Linked DNA regions of Homo sapiens: all the other regions are linked to region 3. The links are chromatin contacts, found by Hi-C or POLR2A ChIA-PET in ENCODE. All regions are on one chromosome and are shown on one strand. The core of a region is the stretch at or near the end of the contact, and the rest is flanking DNA. Distances in the headings are between cores, read along the strand shown. Region 1 holds the start of FOSB (FosB proto-oncogene, AP-1 transcription factor subunit). Region 2 holds the start of TOMM40 (translocase of outer mitochondrial membrane 40). Region 3 holds the start of ZNF576 (zinc finger protein 576).

The links. A loop is a pair of places that touch in the nucleus more often than their neighbours do. ChIA-PET counts read pairs that join two places held with the same protein, here RNA polymerase II (POLR2A). Pooled maps may share reads with other maps.
Region 1: a pooled map shows a loop between it and region 3 (9-fold over the local background). The contact joins the promoter of FOSB here to the promoter of ZNF576 in region 3. A Hi-C loop is called at or near these places in 1 of 50 pooled maps. POLR2A ChIA-PET finds 5 or more read pairs at or near these places in 2 of 52 experiments (Caco-2 and activated CD4-positive, alpha-beta T cell).
Region 2: a pooled map shows a loop between it and region 3 (10-fold over the local background). The contact joins the promoter of TOMM40 here to the promoter of ZNF576 in region 3. A Hi-C loop is called at or near these places in 1 of 37 single-sample maps with no recorded cell type and 7 of 50 pooled maps. POLR2A ChIA-PET finds 5 or more read pairs at or near these places in 1 of 52 experiments (activated T-cell).

What each region holds. Positions count from the first base shown.
Region 1 is chr19:45,465,164-45,469,520 of GRCh38, reverse strand. FOSB (FosB proto-oncogene, AP-1 transcription factor subunit) reads right to left here and starts at 1,525. Exons shown (of 4, transcript NM_006732.3): 1 at 809-1,525. The coding sequence starts at 934. RefSeq lists enhancers at 523-1,424, 3,832-4,332, 4,333-4,357 and a silencer at 1,609-1,888.
Region 2 is chr19:44,889,535-44,894,219 of GRCh38, reverse strand. It overlaps TOMM40 (translocase of outer mitochondrial membrane 40), which reads right to left and starts at 2,966. Exons shown (of 9, transcript NM_001128917.2): 1 at 2,531-2,966; 2 at 1,760-1,827; 3 at 1,291-1,383; 4 at 339-440; 5 at 154-259. The coding sequence starts at 2,804. RefSeq lists a silencer at 2,630-3,269 and enhancers at 3,580-3,739, 3,909-4,410.
Region 3 is chr19:43,594,148-43,598,738 of GRCh38, reverse strand. It overlaps ZNF576 (zinc finger protein 576), which reads right to left and starts at 2,144. Exons shown (of 3, transcript NM_001145347.2): 1 at 1,996-2,144; 2 at 1,546-1,645. The coding sequence starts at 1,630. It overlaps IRGQ (immunity related GTPase Q), which reads left to right and starts at 2,605. Exons shown (of 3, transcript NM_001007561.3): 1 at 2,605-2,757; 2 at 3,399-3,930. The coding sequence starts at 3,401. RefSeq lists enhancers at 2,110-2,529, 2,930-2,999, 3,185-3,981.

The DNA of each region.
Region 1 (4,357 bases), core at 276-2,775, 1.9 Mb before region 3:
AGAGGCGCCGAAAAGAGACCCAGCCGCCAAGGAACCACGGGTTCCGGGGACAGAGAGGGGGGAAGGAAAATGCACCCTACAAATAGGAAGGGAAAGCTGATTGGCCAAGGCGTGCGCCCCGGCGGCCAATCGAAACGCCGGGCTGCCCCCTCCCTTAGCAACGTGGCCCCGGCGTTCCAAAATAGAACGCTCCCGGGACGTCAGGGGCGGGGCGGACGAAGGGGGCGCCGCGCGCCGTGCGTGCCCCGCGTCAGACGGAGGATTCCAGCGCGTCAGCCGTTACGCACGGGTCCCCCGTTACGTCTCCGCGCAGGAGGCGGAGGCAGCGCGGCTGAGGGTTCGAGGCCCCTCTTCCCGATGGGTGGAGGGCGACCCGGCACCGAAGTGGGCGCTCCGAAGGAGGAGGAAAGGAAAAGAGACTGCTGGAAGCTTCCCCGGGATTTCCCCCACCTGCCTAACTGCGCTAGCTTCAGGTCTGGGACCCGAGCAGGGGGCAGTCCCGGGGCCGGCTCAAAGTTCTCAGCCCCGCTACCGCATACACGTTGCATTGAGCAGCGCATTACCCACCCCACCCCCACCTCGCCCCAAAGCCTACCCTCCCTGCCGCGTTCCCTCCTTGCGCTCCACGCACGCAACCAATTGCAAACATCTCCCGACTCTTTGCAGTTTGCAAAGTGCGCTGTGAGCCTTTTCCATCTCAGATCTAGGGTTCTGATGCGCCTTTTTGTGGGGGTTGGGGTTTATTCTTTTCACCCTTGACTTAAAAAATAAAACCTACAAAGCAGCACCCCTACTATCAAAAACTTACCTGGGAGGCGGCGGCGGTGGGTGGACTGCCGAAGGAGTCCACCGAAGACAGATATTGAGACTCGGCAGAGGGTGAGGAGCTGCACCGGGAGCCGGAGTCGTAGTCTCCGGGGAAAGCCTGAAACATTTCCCTGGGCACAGGGGGGCCCCTGTGACCACGCTGAGGTCGCCGGGAAGCCAAGGCTATGGCCGGGTTGGGGAAGTAAGGTGCAAGTCCGGGGTGAGCCGTGGGAGTCCCCGGTGAGCTGAGCGAGTCCTCAAAGTACGCTGTCCGGGGAAGCTCGGGGAAGGAGCAACGTCCCGTTCCAACAATGGCAAAGTTTCTGTGCAGTCTTCCTGCGGTGCCCAGGCCCCCACAGGATGCCGCTGTACCTCTTGAAAGTGCAGGCTCCGTAGGACCCAGGGGCGAGGGAGGGGTTGCTCCCCCAGGGGCAGAAAGCGCTGTCCCGCTGTACAGAATCAGCTTCAGCTACGGTCTCCTCCACGCGTCCGGCGGGTCCCACGGGGGGAGGGGAGTAATAAAGAAGACCAAAAAAAGTAAGTCGGTCCTCCAAAAGAAAATGAAGAAATATCTGGAAGAATCTTTCCAAAAACTTTCTCCCCGGAAAAAAAAAGATTAATGAAATTTCATAACCCCCAAGAAGAACCACAACAATCAAGTTTCCAAGTCTTGGTTCCGCGTGTCCCTGCCGTGGCCGTAGCTCTGAGTCTTATGAATGAAGCACAGACCCGCCAGCCTGTATTTATATGCCCGGGACCCGCCCCCCTGCTTACGTCACCCGCCCCTTGCTGGACAAACTTCCCCAAATCTCCGGCCCCGCCAAATCGAGTCCCGCACTGTCCAGCAAGAGGTCTGTTCTAGACTCGATCTGGTCACTTGCATGACCCTCGGGGCCCTGGGGGTCTCGGGGGTTGCGTTCCGGGCCACTCGGCGGGAGGGGATCCCGGCCCCGCCTTCCCGGAGTTCCTGTGACGCAATTAGCCATATAAGGAGCTCGGCCGGCGCGGCGGAGTGTTTGTTTGGTATCCTAGCAATGACGTCAGAGGGAATCCCTCGCTCGCTCGCGCGCGCGCCCGCGCCCCGCCCGCGCCTGCGCAGTGCAACGCCGCCCCGGGGGCTGGTAATAATAGGCGCTTAGACTAGCCCCGCAGGGACCCCGCTGACCCGGGCGGGGAAGACCCCAGCCTGCAGGTCCCCTTCACCTCTGGCGCCCCCACCTACCCTGTTCTACCGATGGTGCAGCGCCCCCATTCGAGAAGAAGAGCAGATCTCCAAAAGGAGACCCTGATTAGTGTGGTGTGGTCACGTAGGTGGGGAAACTGAGTCCCGAGCGGGCTGTGATGCTCAGGTGAAAGTGGAGGTAATGGAGGGATTCCGAGGCTCGTCCTGGTTTCTGTCCTGATTCGCTGTGCGAGCTTAGGAAATGTTTTCCCTCTCTGAGCTTTAGCTTTAATCTTCCCCGCTGGGCAAAGGATGTGTGTCTTGGACCCTGCTGGCCTTACAGGTCCGGCGTTTGGGAGGGATGCGGATTTGGAGGAGATGGGAAATGAAACTTAGAGAGAAGCCTCTCTTCTGATGGTGTTGGTAGCCTCTCCTTCCACCTTTTAATCCACCCGGAGACAAAGAATGTGTAAGAGGGAGGGGATATTATTATTAATTCTAATAATAATAATTAATGCCTTGTATTTGGCACTTGCCAAGCACAGCTCCTGTGCTACGCCTTTCAGTAGAAGATTTGTAATCCTTAAAACAGCTCTGGAAGGTTAAGAGAGAAAAATCTTCATTTTATAAAAGAAAAAAATGATACTCAGGGAGGTTAAATGACTTGCCCAAGATCCCATCACAAGAAATTCAAACTCAGAATTGTCAAACTCCAGATTTCCTACCCTTTCCATTTCTTTTCTGATTTCTGAGACCTGCCTGGTTGGATGAAACTCCCTGAAAAACCTGTGTCTGGGGTTTTTTTAAATGATAATGGCAATATTAGTAGCTTTCACTTGTCAGGTCTTTTTTTTTTTTTTTTTTTTTTTTTTTTTGAGACGGAGTCTTGCTCTGCCGCCAGGCTGGAGTGCAGTGGCGATCTCGGCTCACTGCAACCTCCGCCTCACCTTAGCCTCTCGAGTTGCTGGACTACAGGCGCGGGCCACCACGTCAAGCTAATTTTTATATGTTTAGTACAGACGGGGTTTCACCATATTGGTCAGGATGGTCTTGAACTCCTGACCTGGTGATCCGCCTGCCTCGGCCTCCCGAAGTGTCGAGATTACAGGCGTGAGCCACAGCGCCTGGCCTGTCAGGTCTTTCTAAGCTTTACAATCTCCTTCTTACTGCTCTTAGCATGTACTGTTGCAATCTTGGCTCACAGGGGTACAGGTGACTACCTGAGCAAATCTTCTTAGCAAATGGGGTTCATGAATCTGACGTTTTTTTTTTTTTTTTTTGACAGAGTCTCACTCTGTTGCCCAGGCTGGAGTGCAGTGCCACAATCTCGGCTCACTGCAGCCTACATCTCCTGGGTTCAAGTGATTCTCCTGCCTCAGCCTCCCGAGTAGCTGGGATTACAGGTGTGCGCCACCACACCTGGCTAATTTTTGTTTTGTTCTGTTTTGTTTTTTGAGACAGAGTTTTGCTCTTGTTGCCCAGGCTGGAGTGCAATGGCACGATCTCGGCTCACCGCAACCTCCGCCTCCCGGGTTGAAGTGCTTCTCCTGCCTCAGCCTCCCGAGTAGCTGGGATTACAGGCATGTGCCACCATGCCTGGCTAGTTTTTTTGTATTTTTAGTAGAGACAGAGTTTCTCCATATTGGTCAGGCTGCTCTCAAACTCCCAAACTCAGGTGATCCTCCCGCCTTGGCCTTCTTAAATGCTGGGATTACAGGCGTAAGCCACTGTGCCCGGCCTAACTTTTGTATTTTTAATAGAGATGGGGGTTTCACCATGTTGGCCAGGCTGGTTTCGAACTCCCAACCTCAGGTGATCCGCCTGCCTCGGTCTCCCAAAGTGCTGGGATTACAGGCATGAGCCACTATGCCTGCACTGACTTGGGTATTTCAGATGCTACAGCCCCCAACTCTTAAGCACCCACTGGGAAGGGTGCTACCAGCTATTTCACAAACCTCAGAGAACCCAGCACTTCCCTCCCAGTGCACAGCCTGGCCCAGCCCTGGGCACAAAGGAAGAAGCACTTTTAAAACATTGAATTTCACAGGTTGAGAGAGGGGCAGGGCCTGTCTCCGGGCTACACAGCAAGCCTGTGGCAGAGCCAAGGCGATGGTTCTTAATTTTCAGGGAGTCCTGATTCCCTGCCCCAATAGTAGGGAGGGTGTAGGGAGATGTGGAAGACTAGAGGGACGTGGGGGGCATAGGTGGAGGTTCAAGTTTCCAGACAAAAGTCCAGCCTCAAGCCCACCCCCTGCCCTGTTCCTCCACGCCCCCTCTGTCTGCCACCAGCCAGGAGGGAGGGACAGAGACTGGGAGATGACACAGCAGCCACTAGTAGGCAGTGACTCGGCCCCAGCATCAGACAGGGAGTGACCCCTCATTCTTCTG
Region 2 (4,685 bases), core at 1,717-4,216, 1.3 Mb before region 3:
TCACCCACTGTAGTATGTTGCCTGATGTTTCAAAATCACTCCTGCTGAGCCACTTCTCCAGTGGCAGAAAAGGAGGTTCACAAATGGGGTGGATTTGCTGGCAAAGCCAGAACTGCAGTTTTGTGACCACCCTCCAAGCCCTCCGCCTCTTACCTGAACCCACGAGGACGTCTGGGTTCCCCAGGGTGACGGCTGCTGTGAAGTCAGAGCCCCGATACTCCCCGTCCACCTGCCAGTTCACAAACTTCGACTGCTGGGTCTGTGGAGAGGAGGGGGTGTGAGGGCGGCTCCCTGCTCACGGTGGCCGAGGGGAGCAGCAGCCTCCGTGCCCCACTCACCTGGATGGCCATCTTGGACCTGAGACCGGGGCCCAGCTGGTGAATGACCTGAGCGTTGAGACTGCCACTGTTGTCCATGTCACCCACCAGTACAGGGAACGCCTGTGAGGCAGAGAGAACGGAAGGGGTCAGAGGTGGTGCACTGTGCAAGTATGTGAGATGGGCCGGGGTGAGAAGCCTAGGGTCAGAAAGCCTCGGATGGGGGTCCCCTCCTCCACGAAGTGCTCTCTGACCACCTAAGCTGAGTTAGGCTCCCCGACCTTTGGGTTCCCCCATGTCAGCCTTGCCCATCCTGGCTTGTTACTCTCTGGGAACAGTCTGTCCCCTGCCCCACGGGTGAGTCCCATGCTGTTTCAGTCATGTGTGCCAGCACAGGGCTGGGCACAGAATGTGTTGTGCAATGAAGGTTTGCAGAATAAACACATTTGCTGAAGGGAAATGACAGAAGCAGAGACCTCATTCAGTCCCCCCAACCCTGTCTGGGCCTCCAGTTTTGCCCTTCCTAATAACTAGCCCCCACATGGCCACCCCAGAGATGCCCCAGAGATTTCTACAGCGGGAACCTGTGGACCACGTCTTTCCCTTGACCAAACCATGCCATGACTCTCCACAACCCCCTAGAGAAAGTCCAAAGCCTAGTCTGGCATTCAAAGTTCTGCATGATCTACAGTCCAGCCCTTTCCACCCTGGGTCATCGCTGTCTGGTGACAGGGTGGCTGTGGCCACATCCCCAGCACTGCTCAGCATGGGGCCAGGCAGAGAGCAGGGGTTTGGCGGATGTTTGCTGGATGAAGGAATTATTTGTGTCCCAGTGCACCTCGGAGAGATGCAATCCCCATCTCCAGGCTCTCGGTAGCTGTGACCTTTTCCTGATGAGGCCGTCTTAGCTTGACATTTGGCTACAAATTTGTTATTAGAAGGATACAATGAATGGATGAAAAAGGAAGCTCACCTCTGTGGGACTCAGCTGCTTTGTCCCCACATATGTGACCCCGAAGTGGTAGTTGGACTCCCCGATTGTGCTGAGGGCTACTGTGTGGTTGACCTGGAAGGAAAGCGAGAGCTGTGACGATACTGGACAGATAGGCTTGCCCACTGAAGAGGGCAAGGACAAGGTCTCTGGGCTGGGCAGGGGATGAAGACTGGGAGGCACGGCCTGACTAAGAGACTCAGAGAAAGGAGGTGCTGCCGGTAGGCCCACAGACCTGTTCCTTCACTCCAGCCTAGCTGCTATGGGGAGACAGTACCTCTGGATTCTAGGTCCCCAAACTGAGTAGTCAGTCTGGCACTATATCTCCGAGTCTTTTCAAGTATCAGGGAGCCCAGCTCTTGAGGGAGGAGTAATTGGGCCGAGTGTGCAGATGCAGGGAGGGGGACGGCGGGGACGATCTCTGGTGGGTAAGGACACCAGGAAGGCTCACCTGAAAATGGTTACTCAACCCTTTGTTGACTGTGAGCTTGACACCCTCCATCTGAATGGGAAACAGCTCTGGAGAAGAGAAACGCTGTCACACTCCACTCCAACCCCACACCAACTCTCATCTCTTCCTTCCCTACCACCCCCAGCTCTCTCCAGAGACCCACAGCAGAACATCTCACAAAGGATTCCACCTGTAAAGAGGCAGTACAGCCTAGTTAGACAGGGCCAGGGCCTTTGCTTGCTCAAATCTCACTGCCACCAAGCTGAGCAACTTTAGGTCAAACTCATCATCTGAAAGATGGGACCCTCACCACACAGAATTGTCCCAAGGATCTAATGAGTTAACGTATAATGAACACCAGAACAGAACTCCATAAATCTCCACCACTACTACTACTCTAATTGCTCCAGGCTGGGATCCGGAGGCTTTGGGTCCCATACCCAAGGAACCTCGCTGACACCTTGCTGACACCGTGACCTTGGGCCTCAGTTGCCTTCCCGATCACAAGAGAAGTCTGGCTTGGCTGATCCCGGGGCTCCTCAGGTCCCTAAAGGCTTTTCTCTACTGCTATGACATTCCATCCCGTTTCCAGCATTTGATTCCATCATTCTAAGCCCCAAGTCCAACGTTCCACCATTCGATCCCAACATCACCTCCTAGTGCTGTTAAATAATTCCAATGGTGCGCGCCAAATCCCAGAGTCCCCAGTGTCCTCCCCCTTCCCCCGAGATCCAGGCCATCGCAGCCCAGCGGGGGCCCCTCGCCCCTCACCCTTGCACTTCCGGTGGCACTCCTCGAATGTGCCCGGGTTGGGCAGGCAGCCGCAGGCCCCATCCTCGGCGGCCCCTGAGGCGCTGGCGGTTGCAGCCCCGGGGGTCCGTTCCGAACTTCGACTCGTACTGGTGCCGGCGCCCAGGCTGCCTCCCAGCGGCGGCAGCGTGAAGCCCGGCGGCGAGGGCGGAGGTGGCGGCAGCCCCACGAGGGCCGGCGCAGGCGGCGGTGGCGGCCCTGCGGGCGGCGAGCTGGCAGCCAACACGTTCCCCATGGTCGCCTGCTAGGGGAGAGGTCAGAGGGCAGAGGTCAGGGCCCGCGCGCCCCCGACTCAGCCCCAGCAAATCCGCACCCGGCTCCGGCCCCGGTTCTCACTGGCGGCGGCGCCTGCTCCCGGCCTGGGCTCCGCTCCCACCCCGTGCGCCACGCGCAACCGAACCCGCTGCCGCCGCCGCCACCACCGTCGCCCCGCCCCACCTAGCCCATTGGTTTAGTGTGCCCTGAGGCCCGCCCACCAGCGTCAAGACTCGGTCTTCCCATTGGACTTGTGCATAAAGTCCCGCCCACTTTCCCTGAAATGTCCTTTTGTATTGGTTCTCACTCGCAGGGTAGCCACGGCGCCCCTCCCACCCTTCCCATTGGCTCGCAGCGCCTGCGCCTATTGGCTCGCGTCGCCGCGGGTTCCGGTGCTAACCCGCCATTGGTCTGTGCTGAGCATTTTGCCACGCCCGCTGAGGCATCGCCCCGCCTCTCTCCTGGAGGAGGCCCTCTTTTGATTCCGCCCCGCGGCGAGGTTGCTGTGATAATTGGTCGGCTTTGACCCTTGCAGCATTTTGATTGGCTCCAGCGTGTACGGGGTCGACCTTGGTGGCGTATCAGCTTGGTACTCTCATTGGCTAACGTTCCAGGGTCGAAGGACAGGTAAAGGTGGGTTGCGCGGCAGAGGCGGCTAGGCAGCAAGGTCAGGCCTCGCGTCCCACCAGGCACCGCGGCAGCCGGGCCCCCACCCCACCTCTGGTTCGGAGTAGCCGACCTAAAACCGGAAGTGCTGGCCCTTCCCAGAGTGCCTCGGGAGAATTCTAATCTGTTCTGCGAACCCTGCGCTGCTCCTCGTTACCCACAATGCCCTCATCACCTCTTAGCGAAACAGTTGCCTTAGACCCACCCCTTTCGTTACCCATCATGCCTCTTGTTCCTCGCGTCACTGCGGCTTCTATCTTTGGCCCATTCATTCCTCTCCCATTACCCATCATGCCTCTGCCCCATTCATTTGAGCTTCATTGCCCAGACTACTTTTAGCTCCAGCCTGCCTGCTCACTTTCGTCGTTCTTCCGGCCCTTCTCTAATTAGCCATCATGTTTTGGATCCATGAACTCCTGTCCGTTACCTCCCTTGCCCCCGGTCCCTATTTTTCCATTATTCATCACTCTGCCTCTGGCCCATTCATTCAGGTTTATTATCCGTCATGCCTTGGGCTCCTATTACAACATTATTCATGATTTTGCCTTTAGTCTACTTTTACTTGCCGTTTATTCATTAAACTTGAGCCTCTTATACTTTCGTTACTGCTTTTTTAATTTTTATTTTTTTAAAGACAAGGTTGGACTCTGTCACTCAGGCTGGAGTGCAGTGGCGCCATCATAGCTTACTGCAGCCTTGAACTTCTGGCCTCAATCGATCCTCCTACCTCAGCCTCCAGAGTAGCTGAACTACAGGTGCGTGCCACCACGCCCGGCTAACTTTCGTAGAGGCGGGGTCTCACTGTGTTTCCCAGGCTGGTCTCTTAACTCCTGGACTCAGTCGAGCTTCCCGCCTCAGTTTCCCGAAGTGCTGGAATTACAGGAATGAGCCACTGCATCTGGCCAATTGCTATTTTTATCTTTGTCCCATTCATCATACTGCTGTTGCAATTATGAATGTTCATTAAACAGCATGCCCTGGACCCCTCCCCATTCCATTACTCAACATTCTGTTTTTAGGGCTGGGCGCAGTGGCTCACGCCTGTAATCCCAGCACTTTGGGAGGCCGAGACGGGTGGATCACGAGGTCAGGAGATCGAGACCATCTTGGCTAACGCGGTGAAACCCCGTCTCTACTAAAAATACAAAAAATAAGCCGGGCGTGGTGGTGGGCGCCTGTAGTCCCAGCTACTCGG
Region 3 (4,591 bases), core at 895-3,394:
ATGTGTTATGTGCTAGGTTCTATGCTAATGCTGGACAACCAAACAGGAGAACTGTTCTTGCACCTATTTTATGGATGAGCAAACTGAGATTCAAAGAGGTTAGGCAAGTTGCCCATAGTCATGAGGCTAGGAAAGGAAATGGTGGAGCCAGGGTTGGAACCCAGAGAGTCAGCCTGCCCAACAGAGGGGTATGGTGATTACAGCACAGCCTTTGGAGCCAGACTGCTTGGGATTGAATCTCACCTCCACCACTTCCTAGGCAATTACACCAGTTTCCTTATCTGGAAAATGGGCTAATAACAGTATCTACTCCATAGGACCGTTGGAAGGAATAAATGAATTGCTGTACAGTCATTTGCAATTATGACTAATGATACAGAGAAATCCAGCCCGACATCCAGGATCTGGCCTGGTACTCACAGCTAGACCTTGGTGTTCTGTTGAACATAAATTTTCACAGAATATCAAGGACAGACAAGGCCACGCTGTGACTAAAATGAATCAAGACAAGACTACATCATCATAATGTCTGAGCACAGACAAAATATGAATACTGTCCAAGCAGAAAAATGACCAAACATCCTCCTATCCTGGCTAATGTGAATGTCTGCTGCTGCTTTATCAGTCAGAGCTTGAGCCTCGCCTCCTTCCTTCCTCCTTCTGGGTAAGATTTATTACGATAGCCAATCATAGAATTGCCCCTGCTTCCTGGTAGCATCCAATCCAGAGCAAAACAATTTTGCTTGAACCTTCCCCAAAATCACCACCCACAAGCCCAAATCCTGTGTCGTTTTTACCATTCTTAGTGAGACACCCCACAGTCCCCCCATGGTCTGTGTTCATTGCAGTGAGAAACCCAACGTGTTCAACTGCAGGTGTGTTCCTGGTAGTCTCTGGCTCAAGGGCATTGAGACTACAGCTCTTGTTACAAATACCTCTCTCTGCCTCAGTTCCCAGTTTAAAGGGCCTATTATTAGAAGGACTCAATGAGATAATGAATGTTAAAATGGTTCATAATATGAGAATAAATACACCTAGCTCATAATAAAACACTGAGCAGGAGGTGTTGCTATTACATGTCAAACTGGCTACCATCATTAACCCCTAGCTTTCCCCTTTGCTGCAGTTAATCCCATACCCACCCTGTGAGGTGGGAAGTACCACCCTCTTTTGACAGTCAAGGAAACCAAGGCCCAAGTTACACTGAAAGTCTAGGGCAGAGTTGGGACCAGAATCTTGGGGTTTCTCTCCCAATAGAACCATTCCCAGCCACATCTCCAACCCAAGCCTCTCCTGGAAGCCACCCTATCCCTCTGAATGCATAAGCATTGCAATCCTGCTTATGTGGCCAGAGGAGGGTGAGTACTCTGGCCACATAAGCTGGTGTGAGGAGATGCACTTCCTGCTAGAGCAGCTCAGGGACCATTACAGCCCCTTCTCAACAGGCAAAACTCTGTGGCGCCTTGGACACCGAAGTGCCACAGAGATCTTAGCATCAGCTCCTGCACCCCACCCTCCTCTAGCCCGCCAGCCATGTGTACTCACAGATGTTGCCTCCTGGGCTCTGGGGACTTCTCTCCTTGGGTGAATCCTGCTGCTTCATGTTCTCTTCAGGGTTCGGGTCCTCCATGGTGCTGGGACCCTTCTAGTCAGGAGAGGAGCGTGCATAAGTGAAGCTGTTCATCTGTTACCAGTCTTAGAGGGCACCCTAAGTCTATGACCTTTGACATCGCCAGAGGCTCTCCTTGCCTGCCTTTGACCCCTACGACATACTATCTCCTTGAACTCTAATTGATGGAGTTCTTGCTAAAAGAAGCTTCAAACCTCCCAAAGGACTGGATTTCCTGGGTTTGGGACTCCCCTAGAGTCTTCTCACTGGTGTGACCTATGACCTGCTGCATCAAACTAACTCCCTGAACTCAGCGTGGAAGCCTTGATCTTTGACACCAGCGTCATCCCAATCTCAAGTGTCTTGGGGCAGGTAGTGATACCCACCCTTTATCCCAGTTCTTCCCGGGAAACATCCTCTGACATCCTGTGATTTTTGTTCCGCCCAGAGCCCCCGCCTCCCACGCGCGCTTGCAGCTGCTATCCCGCTACCCTCAAGCGCTGCCTACAGGTTCCTGCTCCCAGGCCTCAGTTTTCCTCCTTACAGCAGAGGGCTGCCTTTCGCTGCGCCTGTCAGCCGCTGGCTACAGCGCCGCCCCAGAGAGAAGTGGGATAGGGACCACTCAGTCTCAGGGCCCCCGTGGTTTCCGCGCCCTTTTGCCAGATGAGCCTCTCGGAGCCGAGATCCCGGATTTGCCATCCGGCAGTAGTATAGTCGCACCAGCCCGGTCCTCAAAATAACGGGAGGGGTCCTTCTCTGCCCTATGGCGCGTTTGATGACGTTCAGCCTCCCGCGGCTTAGCTAGCTAAGCCTTTTGCGCATGCGTGGGTAGGCTCTCGTGGCGCGCAGGCGCGTTGACTCATTCATTGTTCTAGGCCCTGAGGCCGCCAAAGAGGGGCGTGCACACTTCGGCCGTTCTGCGCAGGCGCGGCGAAGGGCTGGGTCTCTGCTGTCGGCCTTCCAAGACACACCCCCTTGGGAGAGGGAGTGACGTCAGGTTAAAGCTACCGGGACGGGTCCCGGCATCTCTAAATCACCGCTCCCTGGCCTCTTCGGCCTCCGTCCGCCGCGGCCCAGGGGCCGGGCTTCTCAGCTGCTGACCTACTGCCACCGACTGCGCTCTCTCCCGTGGGTCGGCTTTTTGCTCGGTTGGTGATTTGGAAGGGGGAAGGGGAAAGATGAAAATAACAATGTGTCCGAGGGAGGAGGGACTGGAAGCCAGATTTCTGAGGTTTTATTTTTATTTATTTTTCAGAGAGGGTCTTGCTCTGTCGCCTGGGCTGGAGTGCGGTGGTGTGATCACGGCCCACTGCAGCCTCCAAGTCCTGGGCTCAAGCGATCCTCCCGCCGCAGCCTTCCGAGTAGCTGGGGCTACAGGCGCACACCACCATGCCCGGCTAAATTTTATTTTTTATCGAGACGGAGACTCTACCAGAGAGTCCCCCCACATGTTGGCCAGGCTGGTCTCGAATTCCTGGCCTCAAGCGATCCTCCGGCCTCGGCCTCCCAAAGCACTGGGATTACAGGCATGAGCCACCGCGCCTGATTTCAGAGTTTTTGAAGCAGAAAGGGAAACGTTTCCATCTAGAGGGAGGGCGGACAGACAGGACGCCTGGGATTCTGGGGGAATAGGGTCTGGGCTCTGGATTTTTTAGGTCCTGGAGAGTGACACTCAAGAACCGAAGGGGACAGGGTGAAGGACTGAGGCCTGGGTTCCGAGTGGGGCGGCTAGGAAAGGAAAAGGCTAGGTGCTCCCTGACCCAGGTCTTCTCTACCCGTTGCTTTCCAGCCATGCCTCCGCCGCAGGGTGACGTGACCGCCTTGTTCCTGGGGCCTCCGGGCTTGGGGAAGTCCGCGCTGATCGCAGCGCTGTGCGACAAGGATGTGGAGACGCTCGAGGCCCCCGAGGGACGGCCGGACTCCGGGGTTCCCAGCCTAAGAGCTGCGGGCCCAGGCCTTTTTCTGGGCGAGCTGAGCTGCCCACCCGCAGCGCCGGGGCCCTGGGCGGCGGAAGCCAACGTGCTGGTACTGGTGCTGCCCGGACCCGAGGGGAACGGGGAACCGTTGGCTCCAGCCCTGGGAGAGGCAGCGCTGGCCGCCCTGGCCCGAGGGACCCCGCTACTGGCTGTGCGGAACCTCCGTCCTGGGGATTCACAGACTGCCGCCCAGGCCCGTGATCAGACAGCAGCTCTGCTGAACAGCGCGGGGTTAGGAGCTGCGGATCTGTTTGTGCTACCGGCGAACTGCGGCAGCAGCGACGGCTGCGAGGAGCTAGAGCGCCTCCGGGCGGCGCTGCAGAGCCAGGCAGAAGCGCTGCGGAGGTGAGTGCCGGCTTTCTGGCTGGGTCCGTTAGTCGAGACCCTAGGCACCTAGGTGCGACCATGGAGGTCCATGAGATCCCTCCCCCAGTGAGTTTGGGGCAAGGCTTAGCTCTATTATTATTATTTTTTTTTTTTTCCTGAGAGACAGGGTCTCGCTATGTTGGCTAGGTTGAATTTGAACTCCTGGCCTTAAGCAATACTCCCGCCTCAGCCTCCCAAAGTGCTAGGATTACAGGCGTGAACCACCACACCCGGCCTTTTTTTTTGAGACAGGTTCTCACTCTGTCGCCCAGGCTGGAGTGCAGTGCCGCGATCCTAGCTCACTGACGGCCTCCACCTCCTGGGCTCAAATGATCCTCCTGCCTCAGCCTCCAGAGTAGCTAATACTACAGGCTGCAAAACAGCATCTCACTGTTTCCCCAGGCTGGTCTTGAACTCTTGGCCTCAAGCCATGCCCCCACCCAGGCTTCCCAAAGCCCTAGAATTAAAAGGGAAAGGCTTAACACTTTATCTGCTGGGGCCCTGAGGCTCCTTTTTCCAGGCCCTGCCCCCACCAAGGTGATCCACCCTCCTTGGCCTCCCAAAGTGCTGGGATTACAGTCGTGAGACTCTCTGCCCAGCCCCCTGGAAGATTTTACCTGAAAACTCTAATCTTTGAGCC